Regions from separate parts of the Homo sapiens genome. Here region 2 is linked to region 1. The links are chromatin loops, found by intact Hi-C in ENCODE. Cell type or tissue: OCI-LY7. All regions are shown on one strand. Each heading gives the region's core, and the rest is flanking DNA. Links, peaks and the distances in the headings are about the cores only.

Evidence for each region. Peaks named below come from ENCODE experiments on the same cell type or tissue, not always from the same donor. Only the 100,000 strongest peaks of a DNase experiment are listed, where the experiment ranks them.
Region 2: it touches region 1 in a loop (7-fold over the local background); 3 of 110 quality-filtered maps call a loop at or near these places.

Annotation. Positions count from the first base shown.
Region 1 is chr19:38,046,736-38,051,116 of GRCh38, forward strand. The region is part of intron 2 of SIPA1L3 (signal induced proliferation associated 1 like 3); the gene reads left to right. Among named protein-coding and RNA genes, the nearest start is that of SNORD152, 110 kb to the right of the region's middle. RefSeq lists enhancers at 1-85, 954-1,702, 2,356-2,885. In OCI-LY7, for the core only: no CTCF peak of the experiment used is centred there; DNase peaks (open chromatin) are centred at 476, 1,526, 1,876, 2,696 and 1 weaker place; H3K4me3 peaks cover 3,142 bases; H3K27ac peaks cover 4,000 bases.
Region 2 is chr19:38,227,462-38,231,842 of GRCh38, forward strand. It overlaps a transcript of DPF1 not described here. Among named protein-coding and RNA genes, the nearest start is that of DPF1, 5.4 kb to the left of the region's middle. RefSeq lists an enhancer at 18-788 and a silencer at 2,139-2,518. In OCI-LY7, for the core only: no CTCF peak of the experiment used is centred there; a DNase peak (open chromatin) is centred at 2,360; H3K4me3 peaks cover 1,435 bases.

The DNA of each region.
Region 1 (4,381 bases), core at 70-4,069:
GGCATCTCCTGTGCCCGAGTGGCGTCTGTCAGTTGCTCAGTAAGTGGAGGGCTTTGCTGTCCCTTCTGCTGTACCCACAGCTGCCCGCTCAGAGCAAGGTGGCTCTGATCCTGCAGGAGGGGGCTCTCTTTGAGAGCACTTGGGTGTATCGTGTCTCAGAAAACCCACATGGCTTGTAGCTGTGGCTGCCTAACAGCACCACCTGGGTGGTTGAGTGGCTCTTCCAGAGACCCTTAAGTGGATGGGCTCCCCAGCCAGGCGTGGTCCCCACTGCTAAGTATGTTATAGGTGTTGACCCACTTAGTCCTCCCAAAAACCCTGTGAGGCAGGCACTATCCAGTTTTACACATGAGGAAACTGAGGCACGGATAAGTTGGGTTGTTTGCGTGAGCCACACAGGTAGGAAGTGGCAGAACCAGGATTTGAACCCAGACCATCTGGCTTCATAATCACTCTGCTATACTTCCTGCCAGCCTGTTCTCCCCCGCCGACACACACGCACGCACACACGCACGCACTCACACACACTCCTACACATTCCTCTCTCTGTCATATCACCTGGTTTATTTTCTTCATGGCACATATCACAGTGGATTTGTGGGCTTGTGTATTGCCTGTCTACACCCTATAGTATAGCCTGTGAGCTCCTGTTTGACCATAGGAATTCTGTGTCTTGTGCATTGCCATATCCCCAGCATCTAGAACAGGACCTGGCCCGAAAGAGCTGCTCAGTAAATATTTGTTGAATGAATGAACCGACATGGCCAGTGACACAATGTCTCACTGGGTAGGTTTGTGTTATTTTTTCCTCCTTCGACCTCGATCCCTCCTGCCACTCACTTTATAGTAGAGGCAGTCACAGGCGATCTGTGGGTAGAGCGATGATTGAACCCGGGCCGGGCTGACCCCAGAGCGCACGCTCCTTTGCCCGCCCCTGCCACACTGGTATCTTTCCCTTGATGCTGACGGAGGGATGTGACACCGCAGCCAGCCAGGTCTCCTCATGGAGGGCCTCGGACCACGTGTCATTTTAGAGACCCCAGCGGCAGTCCAGATCCTGAAGTCCGACCTTTGATTCAGGAACAGAGCAGCTGCAGGAGTGCCAGGCTGGGCTTTCTGGTCCTGTCTCTCATCCTCAGCTCCAGTCAGCTGGGGATTAACCCCCTGCCGTCATCAGGAGAAATACAACATGGGAAACCGGCGGTAACTCCACTGTGGTAAAGGATGTGAGGGAAACAGTGACCCACTGCAGAGGGTTTCCTGAGCTCTCGTGCACAGAGAATCGTGCGTGTGCCTCTGGGTGGGCAGGGGACATGCAGCCTGGGTGAACATTTCCCATACACTAGGATGAATTGGCCCTTCCTGTTCATGCCTCTAATGCCCCATTTCCCTCCTACAGAGATTTTCTCTTGTTTAACAATTAAAAGATAGCAGGCTGCTTTGTGGTTCTCAGTCAGGATGCTTTTTAGTTGCAAGTAACAACCCTGGCACCATCTGGCCAATGGTTAAGACATGTGATGTGTTCTAGAAGCCCAGGGGTGGATGGGCACCAGGTGGATAGGATCAGCAGCTCAAGCATGTCTGTCAGGGACTCAGGTTCTCAGCCTCCAAAGGCCTCTGTATGCCTCTTGGTTCCAGAATGGCTTCCAGTGATAATCAGGGCCACTTGCCCTTGTCCACAGGCATCAGGAGAGAGAGAACACACCCCACTGATGGTTATAAGTGGTTCCCCTCAGTCTACAGCTGGTCCAGCTGAGGTCACGTGCCCCTCAACCAGGCCGGTCAAGTTACTAGAGGAATGCCACATCCTGATCACTCTTGACCAACTGGGTTCTGTTGTCTAGTAGCTGAAAAAAGCAGAAGTGGAAACTGAGTAGACAACCATTAATGCCTGCCAAGCTCAGTCCCTGACCAAGTCCCCTCCCTAAGTTAGCAAATCGTGTCAGGCCCAACAGATTTTGTGGCATTTGAGAACAAAGAAGTGTGGTTTTCTTTTGAAGAAGTTTAGTGACTTGCGTCCAATTTCTGCCTCCTGCATCATCCACCCTCAGTTAACACCCAAAAAAGGGGGCAGGCTGGGCGCGGTGGCTCACACCTGTAATCCCAGCACTTTGGGAGGCTGAGGCGGGCAGATCATGAGGTCAAGAGACCATCCTGGCTAACACGGTGAAACCCCGTGTCTACTAAAAATACAAAAATTAGCTGGGTGTGGTAGTGCACACCTGTAGTCCCAGCTATCGTGAGGCTGAGGCAGGAGAATCGCTTGAACCCAGGAGGTGGAGGTTGCAGTGAGCTGAGATTGCGCCACTGCACTCCAGCCTGGGCGACAGGGCGAGACCCCATCTCAAAAAAAAAGCGGGGGGTGGACAGGGGGCAAGTGGAGTCTGGCTGCCAAAGACTACTTGTCTGATGGTGGGGAAAAAAAATGGGTGTCTCCTCCCTTGTCACTGGGAAGGTTTTTGTTTCTCTTTCCATCTTCATCCTCTATAGGTCCTTTCATTCCTTCCCCCAGTCTGAAATATTTCCGGTGTGTCTGTAGCTGTGCACACATCCTTGCAAAATATATATTGAGGTTTGAGTAAAGAGTCAGCTTCCGGGGTTTGGAGCTCTGTATCTCATTCTTTCGGTTTCTTCTGGTTTTCACCAAATAGCATGTGTTCGCCATCTAGCCACGTTGCTGGATGTGTGTCCAGTGTATGGCGTCTGGCAGCTGAACAGTTGTACATGCTGTACATCTGCCACGGCTCACGTGTCTGGTCCCCTGGTGTTGGGCATCCAGGTTGCCCCTAGCTCCACCCCACTTCAAACCATGCTTCAAGTGAGCATCCGCCTACCTTTGCCTTAGGAACCCATGGGGCTTACCCCCAGGAGTCAGTTGCAGCCGGAGATAGGCATTCTCTCTCCCCAGGGGTGGGATTAAGGCACCTGCCACAACACCCAGCTAATTTTTGTACTTTTGGTAGAACTGGGGTTTTGCTCCATTGGCCAGGCTGATCTTGAACTCCTGAGCTCTCTATGAGGCTGCTCTGACCCGCGTTCCCCCGAGAGCACAGGAGGGTCCCGCTTCCCCATACCTCTCGCCACTTTGCTGTTGTCCTGCTTCCCAGTTTCACCAATCCGAAGGGTGTCAAGTGGGGTCTCCGGGGTTTTAATGCTCTGATGGTGAGTCTGGCTGAGTGCCTCTTCATGCCCCTGTTAACCTAATTCAGGCTCCCCTTTCCAAGAGAGGCCCAGTCAGCACAGGCATTGGAAGGCAAATTCTGGAGCCGGTGACCTGCGTTTGAATCCTGACCCTGCCATGTAACCCAGCAAGTTAGTTCACCTCTCTGAGCCTCAGAGCTGCCATAAATATAAAATGGAAATAATAGTAGTATCTATATTGTAAGGTATTTTGAGGATTAAATGAGATAATATATGTAAAGCATTTAAGACAGTGCTGGCTGGGCATGGTGGCTCACGCCTGTAATCCCAACACTTTGGGAGGCCGAGGCAGGTGGATCACTTGACGTCGTGAGTTCGAGACCAGCCTGGCCAACATGATGAAACCCCGTCTCCACTAAAAATGCAAAAATTAGCCCGACGTGGTGGCGCATGCCTGTAATCCCAGCTACTCAGGAGGCTGAGGCAGGAGAATCCCTTGAACCCAGGAGGCAAAGGTTGAAGTGAGCCAAGATCACACCACTGCACTCCAGCCTGGCCAACAGAGTGAGACTGTCTCAACAATAACAACAACAACAAAAAAACAGCGCCTAACACATATGTGATCTGAAAGCATTAGCAATTATTATCACTATCACCGTCATTATTATTGTTTTAAAGTTTCTAAACTTTCAAATGTTGTATCCTTTCACTTTCAATGCACGTCAGAATGGCTCTGCCTGTGGAGGAATTTCTGGCTTCTCCTGGGTCGTCCAAGAGACAATATAGTCAAAGTTGTCCGAAGAGCAGGCTTGGAGCTACTCCTTTCTTTCACATTTGAGTCGAGTGCTGTATATTCATTTCCACGTGTGTAGTTTTTAATTTTTAAAAGTATGATGTGTGCGCTGGGCATGGTGGCTCATGCTTGTAATCTCAGCACTTTGGGAGGCTGGGGCTGATGGATCACTTGAGGCCAGGAGTTCAAGACCAGCCTGGGCAACATGGCGAAACCCCATCTCTACAAAAAATACAAAAGTTAGCCCGGTGTGGTGGCACACACCTGTAATCCCAGCTACTCCAGAGGCTGAGGCGGGAGAATCACTTGAACCTGGGAGGCGGAGGTTGCAGTGAGCCAAGATCATGCCACTGCACTCCAGCGTGGGTGACAGAGCTAGATTCTGTCTTAAAAAGAAAAGAAAATATATGTAAAGTGTTTAGAGCAGTGCCTGGCACATGGTAAATG
Region 2 (4,381 bases), core at 213-4,212, 180 kb after region 1:
ACACCACTCCCACATACTCTCCTACACACTTGAACTCCCAGTCCTCTCCCTGGCCCAAACAATCCTCCTGCCCCATCCCCCAATGCCCTGTGTGGGAGCTGGCCCACAGTAGAAATCAATTTCATAAATCAATATTGATACTACTAATAATAATCACTACATTTGGTCAGTGTCAGTCTCTGTGCTAACTGCTTTACAAAGATGGCCTTAGCCCCACGACAGTCCCATCGGGTGGTAAGGGCTGTTAGAAGCCCCCATACACAGATGGCAAAACTGAGGCTCACGGCAGGGAACATTCGTGGCTCAAGCTGGTTTTGGAACTCAGGCAGTCGGAACTTCCGAGGGCGGCACCCTGCAGCTCCTTCTCCCCAGGGGATTTGACTCACATTCTTTCAGGAGCCAGGGAGTCCCCACCTTCACCCCCACAGAGACCTTTTGGAAGGGAAGGGCACAGAGGGGTAGGGCCCTCCCAGTCCAGGCTTACTGTAGCTGGGCCCCTGCTCACGGCTGTAGCACACCTCCTCCCAGGGGTCTGGGCCAGGGTCAGGGTGAGGGGCCCCATCGCCTGTAGATCCACCAACCTGCACAAGAGCCCCGTTCCCAGCCATTTTGCGGATGTCCCCTCACAGGAGAGACAGCTGTCTGTGTGTGCCACTTAGGGTGAGAGGGCAGCAGAGGGGTGTCACCATCATACACCACCTCACACGGACCCGAGCCCCACACACCCGCTCCCGGCACCCTGCTCACGGCGAAGCCACACGTGTAGGCGCTTGCCTCTAAGTCCCTGCCCCCCTTCCTCTCCCAACTCCCACCCTCCACCTCCCACCCCCATTCCCGCCAGAAACCAGAAGCAACTGGCGGCCTCTGGTCCAGCCAGCAGGCGCATCCCTTCTCGTGGGTGGGGTAGGGGGGCGCTCCCTCTCTCCCTCTCTCCCCCCACCCCCCACCCCCGCCCCCAGCCCTCGATGTTCAAGGTCAAGGCAGCCAGCGCACGGGGTTGGGGGAAGGGTGGGGGAGGTCGCCCCGGCCCCTTTGTGCGACGCCGCGGGCGCTCGCCCTCCGCCTCCTCCACCAGGCCCGGGAGGAGGGGGAGGGGAGCGCCTCGCTCGCCTGCGGGGAGGGAGGGCGGGAGCGGCCGAGTGCCTGTCACTTGGAGCCCGCTGTCACCGCCTGGGAACGGGGGGTGGGGAGCGCTGGGACGTGGAGTCCGGGATCCCGAAGAGGAAGCAAGAGCGAGATGGAGAGGGGGAAGGGGAGGTGTGGAGAGCGCGAGGGATGGCAAGGAGAGGAGAGGGTCAGGAGGGGCCAGGCTCGGACCCAGGCTTCCGGATTCCCAGCCACCGGGCCCGGGAAGAGGCGAACGCTCGGAGGACCGCGGCCAGGGAGAAAGGGAGGGAATCCCCGGAGACCGAGGGCGCTCCCGGCACCCCCTCCTGGGCAGCCGGTCCCCAAAGGGATCAGAGATGCTCCCGTTTGATGTGTATGCGCGGGGAGAGGGAGGGATGCCGCGGTCCAGACTGACGGCGGGTTCGGGGCTTCCAGTTCCCGGGATCCCGGGAGGAAAAAGGGGAGGCAGCGGGGATGGAACTGGGGACCCCCGACGTCTCAGCTCCCACCCTGCGGCCGCGAGGGCCGGGGTCCTCAGAGAAAGAAGGGGAAAGAGAGAAAGGCGCTTTGATGAGCGGAGAGCGGGTGATGGAAACCCTGGAGACCGAGGTCCGGACTTAGGTGTTCGAGCTTTCAGCCCCGGCCGGGGCAGGCCCGGCACCTCCGGAGACCCTGAGGGAGAGATGGAGGAGAGGGAAACCCCTACCCCCACTCTGGGTGGGGAAACGGCCTCCGCCACCCCCAGCCCGCGCCGCATTCCTTCACTGACAGCGACAAAGAAGAGGCGCCCCCGCGACCCTGGAGGGGCTCCCGCCCCCAACCCCAGGGGGCGACAGGGGGTGGGGACCCCCGGGGCAAGGGTTCGCGCTGGGGGCCCCCATTCAACTACGGTCCGCGCGCTGCGTCCCCCTCCTCAGCCCCAGGGCGGGCGGGGGAAGGGCTCCTGGTGGGGGGGTCTGGACAGGGGGCGGGGACGGCAGGGACACTCACGACTTGAGCGGGTTCTGAATGGCGGTGGCCATGGCCCGCTCGGCTGGGCCGCCTCCGGCCCGGGGCGCCGCTGCCGCCGCGCGCGGGCCCAGCCCGGCCTGCGCCGCCCGCTCTGCCGCCCAGCGCGCTACGATTTCATTCATTCTTGGGGCTGCGGCGCGAGCGGAGCGGGGCGGGCCGGGGGCGGGGCTCAGCCAATCCCCGCGCCTCCCAGCGCACGACGGGACGTGGAGTCTAGGGGCGCGCGGCGGCGCCCGAGGGCGCCCCTGCCCGGACTACACGTCCCAGGGGGCGTCAGGAGGACCGCGCTCCCATTGGCTGCTGGGGATACAGGGAGGGGCGGGGCTCCCCCCAGAGCATCTTTCCTCCCTCCCTGGGAGTGCTCGGTCTCCAACTCGGGATCTCCACCCTCCAGGCACCGCGGGCGCGGAAGCAGGTGGTCCCTAGCTTCTAGATGTCCCCAGGGTATGTGGATGACCCTAGGGTCTGTCGTGTATTCTTGTCTAGGCCTATTTGGGTGTCTCTTCTATGTCGGACAGCCTGTGAACAAGCACAGGGGTTAATCAGTGCCTTTGTTCATTTACTGAGTGCCTGCTGTGTTCCAGGAACTCTTCTAGGCACTGGGGATACAGCAATGACCAAAACAAAGTTGCCGCTCTCAAGGAGCTGACATTCTAGTGGAGAAAGACAGATAATAAGAAAATAAATAGATAAAATCATTTCAGACAGTGAAAGGTGCTATAAAGAAAAGAAAATGGGGCCAGTCGTGGTTGCTCATCACTTTGGGAGGCCTGTAATCCCATCACTTTGGGAGGCCAAGGCAGGTGGATCATCTGAGCTTAGGAGTTCAAGACCAATATGGGCAACATGGCGAAACCCCGTCTCTACCCAAAATACAAAAAATTAGCTGGGTGTGGTGGTGCATGCCTGTAGTCCCAGCTACTCAGGAAGCTGAGGTGGGAGGATCACTTGAGCCTGGGAGGCAGAGATTGCAGTGAGCCGAGATTGTACCACTGCATTCCAGCCTGGGTGACAGAGCGAGACCCTGTCTCAAAAAAAAAAAAAAAAAAAAGAGAGAGAGAGAGAGAGAAAGAAAGAAAAAGAAAAAGAGAAGAGTCCAGGCACACACCTATAATCCCAGCACTTTGGGAGCCTGAGGCAGGAGGATTGCTTGAGCCCCATAGCACAAGACCAGCCTGGGCAACATAGTGAGATCCCATCTCTGCAAAAAGTTTAAAAATTATCTGGGTGTGGTGATGCATGTCTGGAGTCTCAGCTACTCAGGAGGCTGAGGCAAGAAGATCACTTGAGCCTGAAAGTTGGAGGCAGTAGTGAGCTCCAGCCTGGACAACAGAGAGAGTCTCCGTCAAAAGCAAGAAAGCAAGCAAGCAAGCAAGAGAAAGAAAGAAAAAGAAAGAAAAGAAGAAAATAAAATAGATTCAGCAGAACACAGATTCCAGAAAGAAAAAAGAAGCAAATAAAAGATAATTTTAAAAAAAGAAAACAGATTGATTTGAAGGAGTGAAGAAGTGGCTTCTCTGAAGAGATGACATTTGAGCTAAGGTCTAGAAGTTGCCAGCATGCACTAAGAAGCATGTCTAGGCACAGGATCACCAAGTGCAAATGCCCTGGGCTGGGAACAAGTGTGGCATGTTCAAAGATCAGGAAGCAATTGAGTGTGACTGGAGCAGAGTGAGCAGGGGGAGACAGCCTGGGGAGAGAGCAAGGACCCGGCTCATGTAGTACCTTGTAGGTCATTATAAAGAAAATGGATTTTGTTCTAAGTGCAATCAATCATCCTGAACTCTCCTTCTCCTCTTCTTTTTCGCACACACACTCCAAGCCCATCGGCAAATTCTGTTGTCTCTACATTCAAAACATATCCAGATTCCACCCACTCTCTGCACTTCATGGCCTGCACCCCAGTCCTGTCCATCATTGTCTGCTGCCTGGACTATGGTAGCAGCTTCATCACTGGGCTCCTGCCCCTCAAGTCTGCTCTCCCCACACAGCCAGAGCAGGCTATCTGAAGCATATCTCTGTGCTGAGCACAGTGGCTCATGCCTGTAATCCCAACACTTTGGGAGGCCAAGGTGGGTGGATCACTTGAGGTCAGGAGTTTGAGACCAGCCTGGCCAACATGGTGAAACCCCATCTCTACTAAAAATACAAAAATTAGCCAGCTGTGGTGGTGCATGCCTGTAATCCCAGCTACTCGGAAGGCTGAGGCAGGAGAATCGCTTGAACCTGAGAGACAGAGGTTGCAGCGAGCCAAGATCGCACT